Regions from separate parts of the Mus musculus genome. Here all the other regions are linked to region 2. Evidence: chromatin loops called from intact Hi-C (ENCODE). Cell type or tissue: gastrocnemius. All regions are shown on one strand.

Region 1 (8,000 bases), 100 kb after region 2:
CAGGAATCTACATAGACAGGAGAGCAACCCAGAGGCTTCAAAGCTCTTACAAGAGCCCAACAGGGCAGTTCAATGGCATGAACGAGGGGCTGGGATGGCACAGTGCCTCTTCTAGGAAGTGTGGGCAAGCATACATGGTGGGGGATTCAAGCTCCTCAGCAGGTCAAAGGCATCTTTCTGTTCCTTGCCCTCTCATGCAGCTTCCCACCAAGGCAGGAAAGGAAAAGCCCAAACCACAAGGTGGACCCAGTGCCATCAGAGGGAGGGGACCTCGGCCCAGCTGCAGAGCCTCTGATGAAGGATGGAGTGAGGCTCCAAGAAGCTGGCAGTCTTTGCAGGAGTTAGAGGCCAGGGAAGCTCATGGCAATGACGACACCTTTCACCAAGGTGTGGAAGCGGGAGGCACACTGTCTCTGTAGCTTCAGGAGGAGGATTTGTCTATACCTCCCTCATTTGCCTCATTTGCCTCATGGATCACCCCTGGCCTGGGTACAGCGGGCACACGGGGAAGTGTCAGGCTTTGAGGATAGGAGCCCAGTGGTTGTCTGGGGCATGTCAACACTATGAAAAGGCAGATCAGAGAGAGACCCTCAGGTGCCTCCTGCCAGGCACATGACCAGCACAGGATGCTCAGCAGACACACAGTCCTTCCCCTGCTACACACACACACACACACACACACACACACTCCACCCCTCCCCCCACCTCACTCTGTAGGCACAGCAGCTCCTGTCTTCTGGGGCATCTGGTCATTCACCATCCAACGTCCTCACATCCTAAAGAGGGGCTACTTGAGAGATAAACTAGAGGAAGCCTCAGTCTCAGAGAATGTGGCTGTTTAAGCCCTCCGGGCCAGTATGCCCAAAGAGCACCTTGCAAGATGGAACTTGAGTTGGTGGGGATTGCCTCCTACCTGCCTGGGTAGTAGGAGAGGGTCAACATCGTGAGCTGATTCCAAAGCCCCAGCACTGGGTTTCTCAGCCTAGCTGCCCAAAGGGGCTCCAGACTGGGGGAAGCCCTGTGCTTTGAAGCTGTATGTGAACAAGCGGCTGGCGCAGCCTCAAGCAGAGCTGGTCGGAGCTTCAACACATGGGCAACCTCTCTCCATCCTCCACAGGGCTGCAGGGAAGCCCTTAAGGAGTGATGCCAACCCTACGCTGTTCAGCAATCATTCCCACCCCAGCTGAAGCAGGCAGGTCATACTTCCTCCAAGCTGAAAAGTCACTTAGAGGCAAAAAATAAGTAGGTGGCCATGCTCCACCCACTGACTCTGAGCACCTGTGGTCAGCAGCAGCCAGAGAATCACCCACGCTGTTCCAGCAGACTCATGGGGGTCTACGGGGCACCTGGGATGGGAGTGAGAGCTGCTCTAGAGCCCACAGAGGCCCATGGCTTGCACACCAACTGTAGGGGGCCGTGGGCAGGAGGGCAAAGTACTGTGAAAACTCTGCAGTTATCAGTTCAGGAAAACTGGCCAAAGAGGTGCGGCAGCTGTGCCAGGCCCTGCCAGCTCATCAGAACTCCCCAGGAGAGAAAGGCAGCAGGGCAGAGAGGATCAGCCAAGAAGTATTTCCTAGGGTCCTCGGCTGCCTTCCCAGAACCCCTCCCCTGCTCCTCCAAGGAACTAAGAGCAAACCTGCGAGGTCACCTCTAAAAGCTGGTTCTCATGGCTTCCACCTGCTGTGCATGTGTTCAGCAAATTAAGCAGCCCCTCCTACAAAGCCCACGGAGATAAATCACCACTGGTCTGGCCAAATGAAACTGCCTCGATGGCCCAGCCAGCTAGAGCCCATGTGCAGATGCCCAAGAGATGTAGGTCTGGGGAAGAGAGCCAGGGTTTTAGCCCAACCTGGAACTCAGACCCACCCAAAGTGGACAATCTGAGAACACAGGTTTATTGGGACACAGAAGAGCCAGCAAGTGGATGCACAGGCTGCAGAGATGCAGCCACTTCTGCAGGAAGAAGGGAAGGCAGTCTCTGGAAATTGCATCAAGAGGAAGAAGAGTCAGGCTCTCCCGCTACCCATTCACAGCTAATTCCAACAGCTTTTTTAACAGCTAAAGGCTTCCTGGGCCCAGGTGAGCAGGACACAGGCAGCAAGCCCTTGGCTCCACTCCCAGGGAGATCAGCAGGAACGGACAGAGCAGGGTGGGGAACCCATAAAGGGCCAGCAACAGTTTCCACTCGTGCCAGATTGCATCCACCCAACCTCGGGAAGACCGTGTCTGCAGCCCCTCTCAACCATGAAAGAGACAGGCAGGCTGGCAGCCCTAGCCCACCACGCTTAGTGCAATAATCATTCTAGGACCGAAGCTCCCTAGGAACAAACTCAGTTAAGAGGAAGGAGCAGCGGAAGTCGGGGACATAGGTTGCTTCTGTTCATAGACGAGAGGACCCCAACTCAGATCCAGCTCTTTTTTGTAATGGCCACAAAGACCAAAGCAAGACCCAGGGAGGAGGTCCCGAGGGCACCTGTCCCAGTAGGAAGCTTGTCCTCTCATTCCCCAGGGAATCATGACACTGTCCTCACGGCCAGGTACATAGTGGACCGGTCAGTGCCAGCCCTGGACAGAAGCAGCAAGTCTCCTCTGTGGGTGAGAAGATGCCCGAACTGGCAGAATGGAAGCCCCAACCAGGGCCTGAAGGGTCCCTGGTCCACTCCCCGTGCCGCCCCAGCAGCCTTGCCAAGTTTACAAGGCTCCACCTTGCACCCTGCGGGGAAGGGCTGGTGAGGGGGGGCAGGCCTCTCATCTGTACATCCACTCTCAGTCTCACTTCGCACCAGTTTTCCTTTGAGGCCAACAGAGGGGGATCGCTTTGCAGTTTAAGAGAGACCGCTAACCGGCCTGTTGGGGAATCATCTTTCAAAATTAAATCCGTCGCCGCTGGCTCCCTGACCCTCTCTTCCTGCCCATTCTAGTACTGAATTCCTTCTCCCGAGGCCCCAGAGCGCACGTGTTTAACACACAAAACAGTGCTGGCAGCCCCCTCTGGGCACCCCCGCCCCTGCGCAGGCCCTCGGACCCCAGGAGACTAGCTTGGGGAGGAAGTGGGACCAGGCTGCTTCCTCTCGGCCGCCTCCAAGCTGGCTCCCCAGCTGGACCCTGCGCCGCAGGGGCTTGGATTCCTCACCTCTCCGGAGTTCGGCATCCGTCTAAGTCTGCAGGACCCTTGCTGCAGGGGCGGGAACCCGGAGGCTATGGGCCCTGCGGCAGACTCGAGGGCACCAAATCCAGTCCGGGACCCCGGGTCTAGACCATCCCCTCCTCAGTTAAAGCAAAGAGCCCATTGTTTGTGGCCCCAGGGACAAAGCCCCGAGTTCTGTCCGGGTCAGCTTCGCCGCCAGGAGCCTCACGACTCGCGCTACTCACATGCTCGGCTGCAGCGGGCGCGGGGGTAGCGGCTGGGAGGCTGCAGGCACGGCGGGGAGCAGCAGCAGCGTCAGGGCCACCACGCGCCAAGACGCCCTCGCCTCCACCCCGACAGGCATAGTGCGCGCGGTCGCGCTCCCACTCGGTCCTGGGATCTTCGACTCACAGGCGGCCCTTACGGCCAGTAGACGCTGTCTTCACGGGCGCCATACCCCCAGAGGACAGCGGAGCACCACAACCCAGTCGCGCCAGGTGCGGGGCGCGAGGTTCCCGCAGGTGCAGATGGGACAGTTGCCCGGACCTCCGAGACCTTCGCGCTCGGTTCGGCGCGGCCAGACACTTGCCAGGAGTGATGGAGAGCAAACTCGGAGCGGGACGCAGCAGACGTCAGGCCCGCCCGCCGCACGCCCCCCGGCCCGACCCCAGCCCCCTCTTTCCCGACCCCGCTCCCGCCCCTTTTGGCCCCACCCCCAGCCCAAGCCACGCCCGTTCCGCCTTCGGCCCCGCCCAGACAATCCCAATAGGGAGAGCCCACTTCCAGCCCCGCTTCAGCCCCTCCCCTCTCCGGCTCCTGGTCCTACCTTTAAGGCTAAGCTCGCTTCCCAGTACTTTCCCCTAAAGCTTTCCAATTTCACTTGCGCTCCCTCTCTCTGCAACCGAGAGTCCCAGGTCTGACCCCAACCAAGTGAACAATTCTGTCGAGTCTGCGCGGTCCATACTTCGTAAACACCGCTCTATCCAGATCTGAGACCTCTGCAAGCGCACCCTTGGATTCTTGGAGTTGCAGTCACCTTCCCTTGGCCCCTCGTCCGCGCGCCCGCCACCGCTGTCCCAGAAGCAGGGAGGGATAGTAGAGCGGGAGGTAGAGGGGGGGACAGCCTCTGAGTGCCTCTGGGCACTTCCTTTGGGTACTGACTTTATTAGGTAACACACCACCCTCTGGGCTTTCGTATTCCCAGTTCTGTACTGAGTGCTTTGGGACGGTAGCATGGGGTGGAGTGGGCGTGTAGGTCCCACTAGGCACCTGCATAGGGGTCTAGGAGGTGAGGCGACTCCCTGCACCAGGTATTTATTGTCTTTTAAGCCTGGCTTTGATTTGATTTGACTTTCTCCGCGGTTAGGGGCAGACTGACCAGCGCTGTACGTGGCATCTCTTAGTCCAGGACTTATCAAACACTCAGAGGGGCTCTTTGTGAAGCTGAGCTGGGAGAGTCCCATGAGGGTATGGTAGCGGACCTCACTAGTTGCAGATAGTTGTGTGAGGATCAGCTCCTCCTTGTCCTACTGGAGAGGTGTGCCTGCCCTTTTACATGATGGGTGGACCCAGCCTGCCCTCTTCCACCATCCCTGAGGAGTGCGGTAGGTGTTCCAGCCTCCTCTTCCCCTGAAGCAAGTGCTTGAGGGGGCCTCTGGCTGGGGGACCTGGAAATGCCGCTGCAAAAGTTCGCATTTCAAAAGACTGTGGGTCTCATTACTGGGCAGGTGCTGTCAGCTTAGACCTGCTGCTGGCCCAGATGCGGAACCGAGGGCAAGGAAGGGAGTGGAGTGAGTTTAGAAAACTCAGGTTTCAGATCTGAGCAGTAAACATAGAGGAGTATAACCTCAGGGGAAATAGAGAAGGGAGGGAAGTAAGGAAGGAGGGAGGGAGAGATGGATAGACAGACAGATTCTGGAGGGCAATGGGTCCTGGAACTTGCCACCTGATGCCCCAAACAGGACCCCAGTTTGCCCTGCATTGTTGTGCTGGGACTCACCCTTCTGCTCAAACCCATCACCAGACCCTCCCTGGATCTCAGTAGCAGAGGCTGACCCGAGCCCTCTGGGGGACTCCCAATGTCTGCACCCAGGAATTCATCTCATATCCCTCCTCAGCCAGGGGCCCACCACTGTGGAGAAGTACAGGAACTGTACACTGGGCCCAGGCGCTTAAGCTTGCTCCTCTGTACCTCTGTCTCTCCCGGCGCTGGCGTGTGTGAATGCTTGTGTGCATGAGGGATGGGGACCTGAAGAAGTTCACCACCTGCTCTGTGAAACCGTGCCCCAGGACCAGAGTCTGGAGGTGAGTGGGTGAAATTTTCTCGGCTCCTTGGGTGGGGGAGGGGGCGTGCTTTTAGTATCCCGAAACCTATGTGGGGCCCTTACTGAAGAGAGACAATACGAAGTAAAATGGCTTTGCTAATTTTACAAAGGTATGTGGCCTCCTGCGTGAATTCCTAAACCCCTTCAACTTGAAGGTTTCCTTGGGTCAGAGCTTTACTGACCCTAGGCTATTCCATCTCTGCCCATGTCCCGTCCAGGCACCAGGCCTCTGTGCCAGGTGAAGAGTCCTGGCGGGTATCAGGTGCTTCCTGTGGTTAGGTTAAGACGAGCATGTGTCTCTTAAGGTGGGTGGCGTACACATGGGCAGTGTGTGGTCTGTCCACTATCCCCGGACAGAGTCCTTGTTCCCGGGCAGGTGTGGGTAGATGAAGCATGGACCACACACTCCAAGCACCTGTCACTTAGACAGATGTTGGCTGGAGCCTCACCCCAGCCCCAGAGAGACAGACCCTTTTCCTGTCCAGTCTGGCTCCTCAGAGCATGGGTGATGGTTGAGCATCTGATTGCCCAACACAAGAGTGGAGCAGAGAGGACACTTACAGTCTGTCATTGTAATCAGGACCTGGGGATATAACTCAGTTGGTAGAGTGCCTGCCTAGCATGCTTTCCAAGGTCAAATCTCCAGCACTACACACACTTGCCCTGGCGGGGGGGGGGGGGGGGGGGGCAGGGGGCGGGGTGGGGGAGGAGTCAGGGTAAGCAGAAGTTTAATGCCATACCGGGCCAGACGAGACCTTATCTTAAAACCAGCCAAATAAACAAACAAAAATGCCCCCATAAAACTAGGAATCAAATGACAATGTATTTAATACAGTTCTGTAACTCACAGCAAGCATATTGCAACTTTACAGCTAACAAATTACGACAGCTGGTTGGACATGATTATTTCAAATTGTCTCACGGGCTGGAGTGACAGTCACAACATGGTCAACAGGGCGGCTCAATTCCACGAGGTGTGCACTCGGCTTGTCTCCCCATCACTCAGAAATAAGTGCAGGGGCGAGTCGAGGGGGAGAGCGCACTCCGGGTTCATCAAGTACTTGCATGATAATGTCCTCATGTAAACATGCCTGTGAAAATGCATAAGGCACTTGGCTCAGGAAGGTGGCTGCTTGCTCTGTTGTTCAATCTGTTGTGTGTATTTTCTCACTCGGAGTCCATCCCTGTCTGCCATTCAGGGAGAGGACGAATGGCTAGCTGGTCACCAGGATACTACTGATATCATATTCTCTCCTAGCTCAACACATGCAGCACCCGCTTCTGGGTGTTTCCAATGACTGCATCTAGAATTGTTGTGTCAGTTGTCCTTCCTTGCTGGAACAAGACAGAGCAAGAGCTGGCCACTGAGACCTTCCTGATATAACTCTGGGTATTGGCTTTACATAGCTGTATCCATAGGTCTGAGAAATCCGTTACTTGGTTTTCCCTGCAGATACTTTTAAATTTTTTTATTAGACTCATTCATTTATTGGGTATCACATGTGCCGCTGTGCACGTGTAGGGATCAGAGGACAACTTGATGGAACTGGTCCTTTTCCTCTATGATGTGTGCCACGGGGGTCAAACCCAGGTCATTAGGCTTGTCAACAGTCACTTTTACCTGCCGAGGAATCTTGTTGGTCTTATAATGGCAATTCTTGGTCATTGTTCCAAATTAATTTAGAGGTTAATCTATCCAGTTCCTTTTAGTTACTTTGGAATTTAGCTGCAACTGCCTTAAATGTGCTGTCAAGAACCTCAGGATATCTGCAGGAACTGGACTGTTGGCATGGCGCCCTCTTGTGGGCTTGGGCATATTGACGAACCACAGTGCTGGCTTCAGGAGGAGGGTGGGCCATCAGTTCTATCCTTTATTGAAAATAGGTCACGTGTCACATTCCACTTTAGGGTCTGATCATCCCATTCACAGGGTAAAGATCGAATTTGCCCTTGAGTCTGGAAAGATAAATCAGTGGTTAAGAGCACTGACTGCTCTCCTAGAGGACCTGGGTTTGATTCCCAGCACCCACATGGCCAGTCACTCAATGCTCTGTAACTCTAATTCCTAGGGATCCAATGTCCTCTTCTGAGCCTCTGTGGACATTGAGCATCATGTGAAACACAAATATATTTATTAAAGCAAAACATTAATACACCACACACAAACATTTCGTTGTTTTTTTGTTTTTGTTTTTTGAGACAGGGTTTCTCTATATAGCTCTGGCTGCCTTGGAACTCTTTCTGTAGACCATTCTGGCCTTGAACTAAAAGATCCACCTGCCTCTGACTCCTGAATGCTAAAGATTAAAGGCATGTGCCACCATGCCTGGCCCACACATATATTTATTTATTTAGTCCTGAGTTTTCACGAATTGAGTGGTATTCACACCAGGCCAGAACCCGTGGCTACAGCACCCACCTCCTAGGATCTCCTAGGATTTTCCCTTCCTCCGTCCACCCTGCCGCCGTGGCTTCCACCAGCAGTGTGCTAAAATGTCACTGAGTCACAACCCTGATGACACTCTGGGTTGGACTTTGCTTGGCAGTTC
Region 2 (8,000 bases):
TAGTCCTTCCAGAACATTCCTGACTCCTTATGCCGCCGGGCTGCCTAATGACTATCACCACCAGCCACAAGGTGAGGGTTTCTCTCTCAGGCCTTCTGGTGGCTACAAGAGACACTGACATGGGGGCTCTACCCCAGGACCCAACTTCCCTGCCACCTCACTTAAGACTGTAGCTTTGACCCCACTATCCCCCCCCCCTTTTTTTTAACTTTTTAAGAAAATATTCTACGTGAAGGGGTGCTTGGCCTTCATGCCTGGTACCCTGGTGAAGCCAGAAGAGGGTGTCAGAGTCTCTCGAAATGAGGTTAAGGGGAATTATGGTCCACCATGTCATTGCTGGGAACTGAACCCTAGACCTCTGAGAGTCTGCGAGAGTGGCGAGTGCTCGCACACAGCTGCCCGTCACATTCTTTAAGTCTCTCACTGTCTGTAGCTGCTTCTCCCTTATTTTTTCCACTTCATATTTAAAAACATATCAGTCTGGTCCGGCACGGTTGTGCATGCCTGTCAGTAATGCCAGCACTTGGAAACATCTGAATCCAAGTCAACTGTTTTACATAGCAAACTCCAGACTAGCCAGGGCTAATAGCAAGGCCTATCTCAAACAGGCAGGCAGTCAACCAACCACAGTATGATGGGCTTGTTAGTCTTCAAAGGAGAGAATGTTGGCTTTCTTACCACTAGCCAGGTGATAAGACCATCTGCTTAGTGTGTGATGGGCCCCAGTTGGATCTCCAGTACCTCCCCCTGACACCCACAGCCCTATTGATGGGCATAAAGAATCCATGTAAATGTAAGCAGGTATCTATAAACAAATATCTCAAGCACGTAACATGCTAAAGCTTTTACAGATTGGATCCTTGCTTTTTGGTTTGCCTAACCTAACGGTTACATGGAGTGTGTTACATGACATCGTAATGCATTTCTCTCTCCCCGTGATAGCCACCATTGCCCTGGATTTTTGAGCACCTATTCATGTGAGTGTGTGTGCATGCATAAATGCGTGTGTGTGTGTGTGCCCATGTTTGCGTGTTCGTGTATGTGTATTGTGTGCATGCATGTGTCCATATATGTGTGTGTGTGTGGATAGCCACAATGCTTTGTACCTTCACAACAGTAAAGCTCCTTCCTCAGGGACTGAAGAGATGGCCTAGCAGTCAGAGCAATACACTCTATTCTAGAGGACCTGCAGTCACTTCTCAGGACCCACATCAGGCGGCTCAGACCCTGGAACTCCAGTCCCATGGGATCTGATGCCTCTGGCCTCCACAGGCAGCCTCGTTCACGTGAATCCTAAAAACAAACCTTTAAAAACATCCTCCGCAGCTCTTCTGGCCATGGTTGTACTTCTACCCTCCAACTGGCTCTTACAGGCTAGATCCTGTGACTTGCTTTAAAAAAAATAATTACAATATTTATTGGGGGTATATATGAGGAGGTCAGAGGACAACCCGTGGAAGTCACTAATCTTCTATCACAGGGGAAACTAAGTCAGGTTGTCAGGCGTGGTAGCAAGGGCCTTAACCCCCTGAACCACCTTGCCAGCCAAGATCATATGACTCTTAGTGAAGTCTGGATCACTATCTGCTCAGGCCCTGTTAGCCTGCTTTTTCCATCCCTGTTTCTCTTTCCCTTCCTGTCCCTGGGTGGACCTTGGTCCTCAGGTGGGCTAAAGTGGGCCTCTCTATCTCCTACCTCTGCTGGCTACAGCTGCTGCCTCTCTGCCTGTCACAGGACCGGTGATGCCCTGTCTCTGACTTCCCTTGTGTCTGCCCCACAGTTACCCAGCCTGGGGTTGACCTGTGGTTTAGAAGGAAAATTTCAGTTCTCCTCATGATGGCCATGTAGGAAGTGTGCCGTGAGGTCTCTTAGGCTCTTCCCAAAAATATTTCCAAATTAGACATGGGTGAACCTGTGGGCATGGTGATAGTTTAGCTGGATATAATTGTATATTTTCAATACCTGTGACATCACCACCATTTCCTGGCTGCCAGCCCCTCCCTTGTAGAGTTTCTGGCCAGTCTGATTCTTAAAACCCTTTTCCCTCTGGGTGCTTTAGAATTCCTCCTTCGTCCCCATACTGCCTGCTTCACATTCACACAACGCTCCACCCCACTCTCTGCTCCATCCCTCTGCTTTAACCTAAGTCTCTATACAGTGGCCGACTGACTTGCTCCCCACTACTGGCCACACCACTGCGGCCTTTGAAGTGTCCCTGGAGGTTTCAGCTGCCTCGGATGCAGTGGGAGAGGGAGGAGGCAGCCACCACCCAGATCCAAAACAAGGGGCTTGAGTGAGAGCAGAGGCCTGGCTCCTGTGATGCTGCCTGTCCATCACTGTGTTGAGGCAGGGGGTCAGCTGGCTTGGTTAAGCATGGATTTCCTTCCACACTACCCCTGCCCTGCTCCCTCTGGGACATTGTTCTGTAGTCTCTGGAGGTGTCTCAGGCATCAATGTGTTCTCTGGAACAATTCACCTTGACAGGCACTGCCTCATGCCCTAGAGCTGGAAGTCAGGAAGAACCCTAAGGTGACTGAAGCATTACATTACATGCATGTCATTACAGAGGGGTACAGGAGGTTCCCATTCAAGAACCCTCAGGCCACCTGCTCTTGGAAGGACCCACGGAGTCTACAGAAAGCACAGAAACCCAGGCAATGGGGACACCACTGTGCCTTTAACTCACTGGGTTTTACAAAACCCTTGATCCCACTTGCTGGAGACCCCACAGGCCACTGCCTAAGTTCTGGGGTCAGGCAGCTTCCAGCTGACCCAGGACCATAACGGCAGGTGGAGATGCCCATAAATACCTTATATAAATATGGTCTGGACTACATTTCCAGGTAAACAGTTGGCTGGCTGCAGCAGTCCATGGCCTAGCACCAGAAGGACCTGGCAGGCAGGTGGGGCCTTGTCTATTCCCACCTTGGTCCCATCCCAGGTCGCTGAAGAGGGCCAGGATTCCACAGCACAGCCTGCAGGGTCCCCATGTAAACAGTGGCCCGAAGCCCAGCCGACTTCCTGGATTCCTTGTGTCCAAAGGAGGCCTTCTTCCCCATGACCATGGAGCCCGGGTGTGTGGCTATATGACTATCCATAGCTGTCCACAGCAATCCATGGCTTTCCAGAAGAGGTGTGGATCCAAAAGTGCCACCTCTATCTTAGTCACCAGCAGAGGCCTGGGTCCCTTGGGCTGGAACACAGTAGTGGGCCTCTGTGGGCGTTCCTCTGAGTTAGTGCTTCATGGCCTTGCTGCTGGAGTGCTGGGGTGCTGGTCTGATAGAGGACAGCTGTGTGGGCACTGAGGACATGGGAAGAAAAGAGGTTTAGCAATAAGGTGGGGTGGAAACCCTCAAAACAGCCACATTCCAGGCTAACATTGTCATCTTCCCTCATCAGCAAAGCCTGGTAAAGACAATAGCCCATCCCCCTCCCCCATGTGGTCCAGCCCCATCTCCAAGGTCCAGGGAAGCAAAAATGTTCATCCTCGTATGGGACTCCTCCTCCAGGCTTAACCAAAGAGCAGCCCCTGGGCAAGCACCTATCACCTAGGCTGGGCATGAGCTAGCTGGGTGACAGCTGCCCCCAGTAATGATGCAGTAAGGCATTAGTTACCCACACCCACCGGGACCCCACATGTCCACCAGCAGGTCCTTCTCCACTTTACTGTAAGCATTTGGGGGGAGGGGGGGGTCTGATCAGCTCCCATTCTGCCAACCTCCAAGAAGGGTTGGAGCAGGGTTCTGAGGCTGGTTGGGGAAGGCTTTGCCCAAAGTTAAGCTAATCCCACCCCAGGACTCCCAATGCCCTCCCCACGGTCCTATCTTCAGAGATGTGCTAAATAAATGTCTATGCTAAATGTACATAGGGATGTCCTAGGGTGTAGTACCACATTTTACCACTGGAGGTCACTGTGGGTAGCATTATGTACCCAGGCACCTCCCTCCCACCAGGTACATAGCCTCCCTTCTCCCTCTGCAGAAATCCTTCTCAACACCTTCAGCAGACTGGGCCTGGGGAGCCAACAAGGACACCATAAGAGCCTGGGCTATCCACAGGGGTGCGGTATCCCCAGCTCTGCCCTGCAGGTGGGAGGTGCAGTCCCGCAGAGCCTCGGGGACTTGGGGGTCAAGGGACTACTGCCTCAGCTCTGCATGTGGGTACACTCAGGCACAAGTGTACAATAAACCATGAGTGCACACGTGGACTGGAGCATGCATGCCTGTCCTAGGTAGGTAACACATGCATTTGGATTCAACACAGTACACACATCTGGTGCACAGACACCACCAGAATATGCACAAAGATGTGGGCACACGGGTAGACCTGAAGCCATGTATGTACACACGGAGCACACACATACCTGAAGAATATATACATGGGACATATACTCACCCATAAAATGCAGAACTAAAGCCCATGCATGACCCAGAGAACATGCACTGTGTGCACACACCAGGAAGATGCACACTTGCTCTATGGGACTGTACTTCCCACCTGTAAGGCACCCCTGTGGATAGCCCAAGCCCTTATGGTGCCGCTTGTTGGCTCCCCAGGCCGAGTTTGCTGAGGTATTGAGAAAGATCATACATGCACCAGGAGGATTGTGCACACACACCTGGAGTGCACACATACCTGGTGTGCATACACCTGCAGCATGCATAAACACCTGGAGTGCACACACCTGGAGTTTACACATGAGCAGGACACACCTGGAGTGCACACACATCTGGTGTGCATGCACCTGCAGCATGCATAAACACCTGGAGTGCACACATATCTGGAGTTCACAAACAGACCTGGAGTGCACACATGAGCAGGACACACCTGCAGTACACACACACCCGGGGTGCATGCACCAGCAGGACGCATATCTGGAGCACGTGCACGCACGCACGCACGCACACACACACACAGTGCATGCATAGTTGCCCTCTCATGCTTCTATCACTGCTCTGACATGCTGGCACGTGTGCACACTCAGTAGCTCACAACACACTGATGTACTTGCATGTCCTGGCTAACATGCATCATTGCTCACAGATACATGGGCATTCATGTATGCACCCCCCCATACTGAATCGCCCATCCCTGCCTGCATATGGATCTGTGAGCTCACACTGTAATCTGCAGGGTCACTCTGGGGAAAGGGTTGATGCTCTAGGCTGGCAGTGCAACCTGTTCCTGCCATGGGAAGTGGCTTGAGGCCTCCTCATCACCACCGGGAGCTGTGTGGACTCTGGGTGCCAGGAAGGGATGGCCAAGTTTCTCACTGACTGGTCAGGCTCCACCACTTGGTCTTGGGGCAAGGGGTGGATTCCTGACCAGAGATGGGAGTCTTCAATTCCTCCTCTGGGAACCTGACTCACCTTCCCGGCAAGTGGGTCCCGTGTAGCTGTCCACACAGTGGCACTGCCCACTGATGGGGTCGCAGTCAGCCCCACCCCCACAATCACAGCGCAGGGCACAGCCCGGCCCAAAGCGGCCTCTTCTGCAATCTGTAGAGGCAGGAGGTGGGAGAGAGAAACATGAGCACTGTCACATCTGCCTGGACCTGGGCGGAGAGCTCAGGTGGAACGATGTCCTATGGGAAGGGAGTGGAGAAGACCGTGGGCCTCAGTTTTCCCTGAAAAGGTTAACAGTTCCTATCTACTTCTAAAATATCTGAGTTTTATAACCTTGAGCTTTTTTTTTTTTTTTTTTTTTTTTTTTTTTTTTTTTTTTTTGCTTTTTCGAGACAGGGTTTCTCTGCAGCCCTGGCTGTCCTGGAACTCACTCTGTAGACCAGTTCAGGCTGGCCTCGAACTCAGAAATTCACCTGCTTCTGCCTCCCAAGTGCTGGGATTAAAGGCATGCGCCACCATGCTCGGCCTAACCTTGAGCTCTTAAATGGAGAAGCACTGGCCCACACGCATTCCTGCCTGTTGCCTGGGTTGGTGAGGCAGTAGCCACAGCTGCTGTCCCCAGGGCTGGATGAATCCACAAGTCACTAGGCCACTTTTACAGCCCCAGGCAGTCTGGTCTAAAAGGGTCATGGCCACGATTGTTAAGTCAGAGACATATTTCTACCTCGCTAGAGCCATTCTCATGATACCCAGACAGAGTCCCAAGACTCTAAGGCTACCACAGAGCATGACCCTAGCCTTGGCAGCTCCGATGGATGTCTATGCTTGGTATATCATCTTCTGGCCACTGCCACAGCCCTCAGAGGGTGCAGGGAGAAGCAGAGATCACAGGAGGGCACAGTGCCTAGTCTGAGGCCTGGCAGGCAGGCAGGCAGACAACCCATATGATTGATATTTGCTGTTAGTGTAGCCCTACCCCTACATCTCATCCTGGGAAGGAGCCCACACTCACCTAGGTCACATGTGGTTCCTGCACGCCCTGGTGGGCAAAGGCAGAGGCCGCTGATGGGATCACAGGGCACACCCGTGGGGCAGTTACACTGCTGCAGGCAGCCATCTCCAAAAAAGCCTGGCTTGCACCCTGGTGGAGGCAATGGGATCCATGTTCCCTTCCCCCAAATTAACCAAGACAGGAAAGAGCACAGGGGTCGTCAGGGGGAGGCAAACACTCACCCCTCTCGCAGAACTGGCCATGGAAGCCAGCAGGGCAGAGGCACCGGCCACTGACAGGGTCACAGGGAGCGCCCTGTTGACACTCGCAAACTCTCTGGCAACCAGATCCATGGAAGCCGGCAGGGCAGGCTGGAGAGGGATCCGAGTTAGGCCAAGCAAAGGCAGCAGAAACCCCCTCGTTTTCCCAGAGTGGGCAAAGGACCAAATCCAAGAGCGGAGAGAGGACCTTTCCTGTGTGTCCGAGCCTCCCTTTCTCCCTCCCTCCCAGTTTCCACCATTAGCTTCTGCATGCCAGCCAGGGCTCACATGGCAAGGTAGAAGCATCAGAAGGCACTAGCATGGGAGCCCATCTCCACCTGTCCTGTGTGACCCTGAGCAGACCCTTCCAGCCTCAGAGACTGGCCATCCCATCTCTCCCCATGAGCAATGCCTGAGAGGATGACCACTGTCTTCATGAGCCAGGACCAGCCTAGACAGCATACACACGGGAAGGGGACAGCCCCACTCACTGTCTTCACAAGCTTGACCATAGAAGCCAGGGCCACAGAGGCAAGCGCCGGAGGTGGGCTCACAGCTGCCATTGTTCTGACAGGAACACTCCAGGAGGCAGGCAGCACCATAGCGCCCAGCAGGGCAGGCTGTGCAGGGACGGGCAAATGGATTCTTAGTTGCTCCCTGACTCACCACCCCTACACAGCCTCCCAGGCCCCCAAACTCCGCCTCCTTCTCAGGGACCAGCCACCCCTCACACTCACCGTGCTCACAGTGTGGCCCCATCCAGCCCAGGGGGCAGGAGCAGCTGCCATTGGTAGCATGACACAGGCCCCCATTCCTGCAGGCACACTTGTGTTCACAGCCCTTGCCAAACCGGTCCTGGGGACAGCCTAGGGGCAGAAGGCGGGCACAACAAGAGAACTCTGGCCAAGGCTGGACGTGCTTTCGGACATGTCCCCACACAGACTGATGTTCGTTCCACAAATGCTTCCTGAGCCGCCTAGTACTGGCTTTCCCCTCCCTCACAGAATCCCTCAGAATTCTGGGCAGCCACCATCAGGTCTGATAACAGGGACCACGGTCTTCAGGGGACTGACTGTAAGTAAGTACCCACACAGCCAGCTAGGAGTCAGGAAGGCTTCCGATCACTTCCTCAGGGCTGAGAATGTATGCCTTGGAGACCCAGGGTCAGGCATGGCCTGCTGCTGACCACCTTACACACGGCTGTCTTTCCTAGTTGTGAGGCGGGACCAGGTGCCATCCTGGCTGCAGCCTGGCCTTGGACTTCTAATCTGACTACACCAGTCCTAGGCTGAGAACAAGGGTTCCGAGAACAGCCTTTGTGAGGGAGGAGCTGCAAGTATGCTGGTGGTGTGGGTCAGGACCACTGTCCCCTGGTCTACCCATGTGTCACTATTCCAGCTTGTG
Region 3 (8,000 bases), 65 kb after region 2:
GCTGGATACTCTGGGGCTGGAGTTACCGTGTGGGTACAGAGAATTAAAGCTGGCTCCTCTGGAAGAGCAGCTGTGCTGTTAGCTGCTGAGCCTCCCGGCTCTATCGACTCCTTATTAATGTCACATGGGGGAGGGGGCATTTGTGCAGAAGGGTGGCATACCACTGTGACCCCAAGCTCAGGACTCACACTGGGTGCCTCACATTCCAGGGTGTTGAACAGGAGTGGCACGGGTCCTCCATGAGGCAATGCAGCATATTGTCTGTGCCCGCCACATCTCCTGTCTCCAACCCCTCTCTTCCTGGTCCCCAGAAACGTCATCTTCTCACATTGCAATTCTGTTTGTTTACTTCATGTGCAAGTCTGTGTGTGAACACTCGTGCCACAATGCTTGTGGAAGTCAGAAGACAGCTTGCAGGCCTCCGGTCTCTCCTTCCACCGTGTGGCTCCCTCCCGGGGATGAGCATCAGGCCATCACCTGCCCAAGCTCTGGCTGCTTTACCTTCCCCCCTTCCAGCATGTCAGAAGTCGTTAGCACAAGTATGTAGCCAGCTCAGTTCACTTCAGTGAACCATGCACAGTGGATGAGCCAGGGGTTTAACGATACTTTCCAACAGGAAGCTGGAGAGGGAAAGAAGGCTGGGAGCCAGTATGTGCTCGCGAACGCGCGCGCACACACACACACACACGCCCTACCATACACATACACACATACATACCACTACAAACACACACAACTGTTGTTCCCACAATACCTCAAAACTAAAGCACACACACCATATACATGCACCACACTACACACACATGCACACCAAACACACACACATACACTACACACACCAAATATATCACACACATACAAATTAGACACATACACACCACCACACACATCACAAGCACACCCCCACATACCACATGCACACACCGTACTATACACCATACTATACACATATCACACACACCATACACATATAATCAGACACATGTATCACACATATACACACTATACACCAACACCATACACACACACACACATACCCACCACTACATATATACACACACATCACACATCAATACCGCATACACCACACATATATATCATACACACCATAGACACCACACACACACAAACTACACATACCACACACATAGAAATCAGACACATACACCACACCATACACATACCCACACATCACACACAAACACACCACCACACACATCACAGTTACGCATACACACACACACACCTACATACCACATGCACACACCATACTACACACCATACACAGCACACTTACCACACATACATGCTATACACATACAAACCAGACACATGCAACACACACGCCACACACCACACACCATGGCTTCCAGGGCAACTTGGAGACAAGACATGGTGGTTCAGAAATAACCAGAAAGACCTCCCCCACCTGCCTAAAGATCTAAGACCACTGGGTAAGCTCTTTGGGAAAGTCACAGGCCTCCACTGTGGCAGCTACAGGAGCAGCTGGCCAACAGCTCTGCTTAAGAAAGGGAGTCTCCTCCACAGCTGGCCTCTTCACACACACACACACACACACACACACACACACACAAACACACACACACACACACACAAACACACACACACAAGCCCCAGTGCCCTCAGGCCCATGCCTGTCCACAGTTCCAGGGTCCCTGGAAGGCAGGGCAAAGCCGCAGACCCTGTGTTTCACCCTTAGGCCAGGCACAGAGGTGGCCCTGGGTGACATCTCCTCAGAGGCTTCTAGAGAGCCTTATTCAGCAGAAGACAGACATCACAGGGAACACTAAGGTTGTGTGCAGTGGAGAAGACCACTGGCTCTGGCCAGAGGACATGGAGGGAGCCTCCAACCGCCAGCTTAACATGAAGGACAGCGGAGGGAGGACAGCGGTGGGAGGATCACATTGCCCTCTAATGGAACCCGAAAGCTGAGGAACAGCTCAGGATTTCCTCTCAGCCAAGAGCTGAGGCCCGAGAAAAATGAGGGGAAGACATCATGGAAAGTCAGACATAGGAGTGACAGGATGGGACAGGACCCAAAGGCTCCACACAGTCGCTGAGACAGAGAGACTCCTGCTTCCTCCTGCCCTCAGCCCAGGACTCAGCCCTCCAGGCTCTTGACAGAGGCATTAGGAATCAGCATGACCTTGCAGCCACCTCACAGCAGGTGACACAGTGCTCATTCAGGACTGGGGCTGGGCCCCAGGGGGCTAGGGCAGGTGTGGAATAGATAATGCTCCTGACTGCATAGGAAAAGAGCCTCCCTCCTAGACCCCTGCAGCTGCAGAACCAGTGACCAAAACCAGGGGAGAGCACAGGCCTCCTTAGCTGGCCCTCCCACCCCCCTCTCGCTCTCCAAGAACTGTCAGGTTCCCTCTGTTTATATACACCAGCAGCCAAAAGTGTAGGAATGGGCTTTGGATATTTTTTTTTTTCTTTTCCATTTGTTTCTCAGAAAACAAGACAAGATGTAAAAGGCTCAGAAGAAGCCAAGAACATTCCTCAGATCCCCCAAACGTCCAGGTCTTCACTCCCTGCCATGACCATGACTCTGAACCTTTCATTTTTCTGCCAGGAGGACGGACTAGCGGGGGAGATCAGCACCAAGCTAGCAGCACCCTGGGGGCCAGCCAGGCATGCTGGGAGCCCCTTTCCTAGTGTGCCTCTGCCTCTACCTCCCTGTCTGCCCCAATCTCCCCTTGTCACTCTGTCAGGAACCCTGACTTCTGGTTCTCCCAGGTTTGGAAGATCTCAGCTCATATTTCGCCCTCCCTCCTCCCCCATAGTCTGGTGACCAGCTATGACCAGCTTTGCCTCTTGCTTAGTTTCTGGGCCAAGAACTAGAGAGTCTGGGACGCTCTTCCCTTTTCTACAGCTCCCTCCAGCAGAGCTCAGCACCCTGCCAGGGATGGAGCTGGGCCTGGCTGGGAACCTACCCTGGGTGTCAGACTTAGTCAGAGCTGGCCAGCTGTCCACTTACGCTCTCCCGATTTATGAGGGAGGGCTGCATACATGCAATCCTCTGGCCAGCCAAGCATCTGCCTTGCCCTATCCCGAACACATGGCCAGATCAGCAGCTCCTCCATGCACTTGCTCCAGAGCCGGGCACTGGCTATCCCCTGGCACCCAGGACTTGGCTGAAGGCCTCTCCAAAGAGGCCACCTGTGTCTAATGGGGAAACCCACCCCACCTGGGGACTTCTGCTCACCCTTATCTGCTGCTCCCACACCTTTCCTTGTCTCCTTGCCTGCTGACTAACCCTGATCACATAGTCAGTATTGGCCCCAGGCTGGCTGAGTGTCTCTGTGATTGGCCTGTCACATCTGCCTTCTTGCTGGTTACAGGTCCCCATGAACAGGCCACATCTCACACCTGTAGTAGAGTCCCTCTGATGTGCCCTGTGCACATAAAGAATAGTAAACATTTGTTAAGAGAATGCTTATTGAAGGCAGAGAGCCTGGACCTGGATTTTAGTCTATACAGGATCTGGTTTGGGCATAAATTCTACAAACAAATATCATACTACAGGTGTATTGGAACTAAGAGGCAAGCCAGTGAGTAACATGCTCGCTATGCAAGCATAAGGCTAGAGTTCAAATCCCCAGTGCTCATGTCAGCCTATCAGAAGACAGAGATGCAGGATATCCTAGAAGCCAAACTAGTGAGCTCTGGATTCAACTAAGATCCTGCCTTAGTGGATAATGTGGAGGAAGATCGAGGCAGGCTTACAAAGTCATATTTGAATCTGCAGGAGCACAACCTACAACCCCACACACATACATATGCACATGCATGCACACAGATACACACATGCAGATTCACACAGAGATACACTCACACACAGACAGACACACACACAGGTATATGCATACACACATAGATATACACACATAGACATATATGCACATAGAAATAGGCATACATGCACATGCATGCACACAGATGCACACATGCACATATATACAGATATATATATACACAGAAACACACACAGATACATACACACATATGTGCATGCACACACACACACACACACTGAAAAGTGGAGGGGAAAGGAACTAAGATGTAGGAAGGTTGGGGAGTGAGGGCTGTTTGTTCTTCATAAGGCCACCAGGAGACAGGGTTTGAGTGGAGCAGGCTCAGGCTGCACTATCTCTGATAAAGGAGGGCTGTGGCCCTACCCATCCTGCTGTGCCTTGTACCTGAAGGCTTGAGTCCTCTTCCTCAGGGCACTTCCCTGCCTCACCCATTCTCAGGACCCCAATAGCTTGTTCCTTCCCAAACCCTCCTTGGTTCAGGAAACGTTCCAAAAACCTCCACATCCATACCAGAGCCCTTACAGCCTCTCCCTATACCCATGGCTCATCACTAATGGGGATTCACTTTCCCTGTCCCCATTACACTGGGATCTATTTGTGTCCTGGACTATTGTCATCATAGACAAACCTAGCCCCAGTCTCCAGCCCAGCTGCCATTTCCCCAGGTAACTCTACCTGCTCCTCCATGGACCTTCTGTTTCTCCACCCTCAGGCCCCCAAAACCAGAGAGAGTCCTCAAGACAGGCGTTTGTACCCTACACCTGACAGACCTGTGCCTATGCCCTCCCCACCATGCTGGGCACAGACTATCTTTGTCCTGATTGATCGATCATGACTGCTCTCATGACCCTAAATTCTAGGCAGGCATGAGCCTCTCATAGCCACCAGAGGGCACCAGCACACCACCTTGAGTACAAGGCACCAAAACACGCGCTATTCCAGAAGAGGGTCTGTGAACCTCTAAATCTGCCCAGTGCCAGACCCAGCTTGTCTCAGGGTTCCTCTCTCAAGATTTCCTGCCACCCAGGGAAAGGTATGAAAGATATGGAAAGCTGGGTGCCCCAGCTCTTGCGACAAGGGACTAGGGGCCAGCAACCCTAAGAGAACAGGCATATTTTGGACTGTTAAGTTCTAGGCCCTTCCTCCAGAGGCGGAGAGGGCATCAACTAGTACAACAGGCACCAAGTCCTGTCCAGTGCAGTACCTGGTCACTATGAGGCTGTCTGAGCATCCAGGCCACGGAGACTACACTAACCAAGGACCTTTGCAAGCAGCCTTCGGAGGCCGCCCACTGGACAGAGTGACAGAAAAGAATCCCTTAGTCTCTCCCTGTACGGTCACAAGTACCCAAACAGGTATTCCCACTCTGTATAGCACAGCTCTCCTCATTCCCAGGAGTCACCACACATAGCCACATGTAACCACGGTCATGCCCAATGTGTAGTCTCAGATCCATAGGGGATGTGGTTAAGATATGCCTTCCCTGAGCTCTCGCTCACCCCGGCCTGCAAATTCCAGGTCTCATTCTGCATCCTGTATTCCTCCACTTCTGGACTACAGACCCAGAAACTCACAGGAAAGAGCAGCTGGCCAGGGCCAGGTTCAAATCCTCAGTACCAGAGAGGCCCTGATCTAACTGGTGGGGAGATCCTGAGTTGACAAGGCCAAGAGGTGTGGGATGTTCCAACCACAGGCTCCAGAAGAGCCTGTAGCCAAGCACTTTCTCCCCATATAAAATCCAAATAACCCAGATAAGCGTGCAGTCCTGGGAGACAGAATGCAGAGGGTTACAGACAGGTTGGAGCCTGTTGCCAACCCCTGCCCACTGACCACACCAGCCCTGCAACTCGGCCAAGGGAAAGCAGGCCACCAGCTCAGCCCTGCAAACGTCTCCAGATACAAGGTGATGGCCACACCGAAGTCCCCTAAAGAGCTCGGTGCCTGGACGTTGCTATAACAACATAAACATCATTATCTTGATCTACAGAGTGAATGGGAGAATCTTACAGAAAACTCATGCCCCATGAACCACAGGATGCCTGGCACGCTGGCCACCTAACACCTATACAACTTTGTGTGATCACACACAGAGTTCAACGGAGAGGCAGTGGGGACTGAGCCCTGTGGGGGGCTCTCTCCTCCACAGGGGCTGCAGAGTAGCTTTTCCTGTGTGTCCATGGGTCACGTCGCTTTGAGTACCACGTAGGGACAGACACCTCTAATGCCATGTATTCTCAGCTCCACCTCCTTAACTGAGGACGGTGTGTCTTCACTGCACCCTGCCTGCAGGCCTCTCATCACCAAGGGGAACCCAGATACTACCCAGGAGCAATGCGGCCACAGAAGACTAGAGTGGACAAGCTGGCTATGGCATACACAGGAAGGCTCTCAAGGATGGGGGTGCCCCTGGGAAATGGAGAGATACCTCAAGGGTCCACCGCTGATCATGGAATGAGGAACACTAAGAGTAAAGAGGTGCATGCAGCTATAGGCTGGATGGAGCTCGGAGGGGGGACAGACACCCCAACTTGCAAATAAATATAGTCACAAGCCCTGTGGTAGAAAAGAGTTCACCATGAAGGCAGACAGCCTCAACGGACCACTGATGTGTGTCAGGCCCTTTTCACTGGGTGACAGTGAACATCAAGTCACAGGGCCCAGTCAACATCAAGGACCCTGCCTGCCTTGTGCAGACACAAAGGGAGGTGTCCTAGGACATGTAGCCACTTCCTGTCCATGTGAGGAAGCGATTGTCCTGGGGTGCGTCTCCAAACACATCAGGGTAGAAAGGAGATGATGTCATCCTTGCTGGCCAGTGGCCAGACCACACCTATCCCTTTTCCTTGGCAGCATTTTGGAAGAGTCCTTGAGGGTCAGACACAGACAGCTGGGTGAGTGAGGCCTTCCCAGGGGAGCCGAGAGGAAAAGGCAGGCCAAGAAAGTATAAGCTGGGGCTGAGGGAGGACTCTGGGCCCGGGGTTGCCAAATGCATACTGGATTATCTCTACATTTGGGGTTCAGCCCCCAATAGCACCCACTGTCTATAGGTCTTCTGAAATGTCCAGTTAACTGAGTGACTATGGACCTGCAGGCCTCTCTGCCCTGAGGTCCCAGGACCTTGGGGTTCCTGTGTAGCAGGCACACTGCAGTTCCTCGAGAGATAGAGGATCCCTGGCTGTGGGTGCCATGTCCACTCAGGAAACACGAATGTGCCTGGGATCCACCGTGCTCACCACTCCATCCTGGCCTTGGAGGCTGGTGCTACTGAAACCTAGCACCCAGTGCAAGAAGCTTATCAAAGGACACAGCCTCCCTCCTGAGATCAGAGTCAGCCACTAGAGGCCTTCACTCCCAGATTCAGGGGCCCTGAGCCTGCCATGGAGGAGCAACCTCTCCAATGCTCTTGGCTCCAGAGAGATGCTGGTCTGAGCGTGACCTGGGCAGCAGCTCCCCCATGGCCAGCCCTGATTGGATGCACCTCAGCGGCTACCTCCTCCCCCCACGGTACCTGTCCTGCTATCAGCTGGCCTGGATTCTCATGACGGTGTACAGGCCTGGCACCACAGGGCACAGAGGGCAGGGCCTTGCTCTGGAATGCCTGGGGCTAAGACCCAAGAGCAGATTTGGGAAGCAGCTGCCAGCTCCCCCACCTGCAGATTCCCGGTTAATCATCCTGCTGGAACAGGAACAGACACTCGCACCCCAGGAATCCTGGAGATGAGCTAAGAGCAGATTTCCTAGAGTCTGCCTCTCCAGACAGTGCTGCCTGCGCGTGGCCATGGCCAGGAAGAGAGGGTACAAGACACAAGTCAATCTCTGTTGTTTGAGCAGGAACAGAGCCAGCTCCCAGGAAGCTCCTAGAAACCTGTGTCTTCTGGCTGGAAGAAGCCAGAACCTCCTGCCTCTAGAAAGAATGTTAAACACACCTCCATCTGAGGCCAGGCCCCTTGGCGGCCTATGGAGACTCTGAGATCCCTTCCCACCCAAGACACCCCACAGCTGTGAGCCCCCGAGGTCCATCCAACACTTTTGAGCACCTGGGGCTGGTGACAGTGGACCAGCCTACAGGGTCAGCTGGTCCTGGGGTCAGATGTAACAGATATGGAGATACCTGGGCTGCAGGACTGAACTTAGGGCTTGGTGGTCCCAGTGCCACAAGTC

What was found. A loop is a pair of places that touch in the nucleus more often than their neighbours do. Peaks named below come from ENCODE experiments on the same cell type or tissue, not always from the same donor. Only the 100,000 strongest peaks of a DNase experiment are listed, where the experiment ranks them.
Region 1: a loop joins it to region 2, with 3 times the contacts of the local background. A loop is called at or near these places in 17 of 42 quality-filtered maps.
Region 3: it touches region 2 in a loop (3-fold over the local background); 5 of 42 quality-filtered maps call a loop at or near these places.

The regions. Positions count from the first base shown.
Region 1 is chr4:154,166,515-154,174,514 of GRCm38, reverse strand. It overlaps Megf6 (multiple EGF-like-domains 6), which reads right to left and starts at 3,802. Exons shown (of 37, transcript NM_001162977.1): 1 at 3,373-3,802. The coding sequence starts at 3,491. In gastrocnemius, a CTCF peak has its summit at 7,247 (motif pointing left); DNase peaks (open chromatin) are centred at 2,130, 2,714, 3,792 and 7,250; H3K4me3 peaks cover 2,211 bases; H3K27ac peaks cover 274 bases.
Region 2 is chr4:154,269,109-154,277,108 of GRCm38, reverse strand. Megf6 (multiple EGF-like-domains 6) reads right to left here. Exons shown (of 37, transcript NM_001162977.1): 32 at 7,334-7,462; 33 at 7,088-7,216; 34 at 6,579-6,707; 35 at 6,358-6,486; 36 at 5,370-5,498; 37 at 1,388-3,301. The coding sequence ends at 3,234. Among named protein-coding and RNA genes, the nearest start is that of Gm52687, 27 kb to the left of the region's middle. In gastrocnemius, a CTCF peak has its summit at 3,899 (motif pointing right); a DNase peak (open chromatin) is centred at 3,917.
Region 3 is chr4:154,204,211-154,212,210 of GRCm38, reverse strand. All of the region lies in intron 3 of Megf6 (multiple EGF-like-domains 6), which reads right to left. Among named protein-coding and RNA genes, the nearest start is that of Megf6, 37 kb to the right of the region's middle. In gastrocnemius, no CTCF peak of the experiment used is centred here; DNase peaks (open chromatin) are centred at 4,730 and 7,533.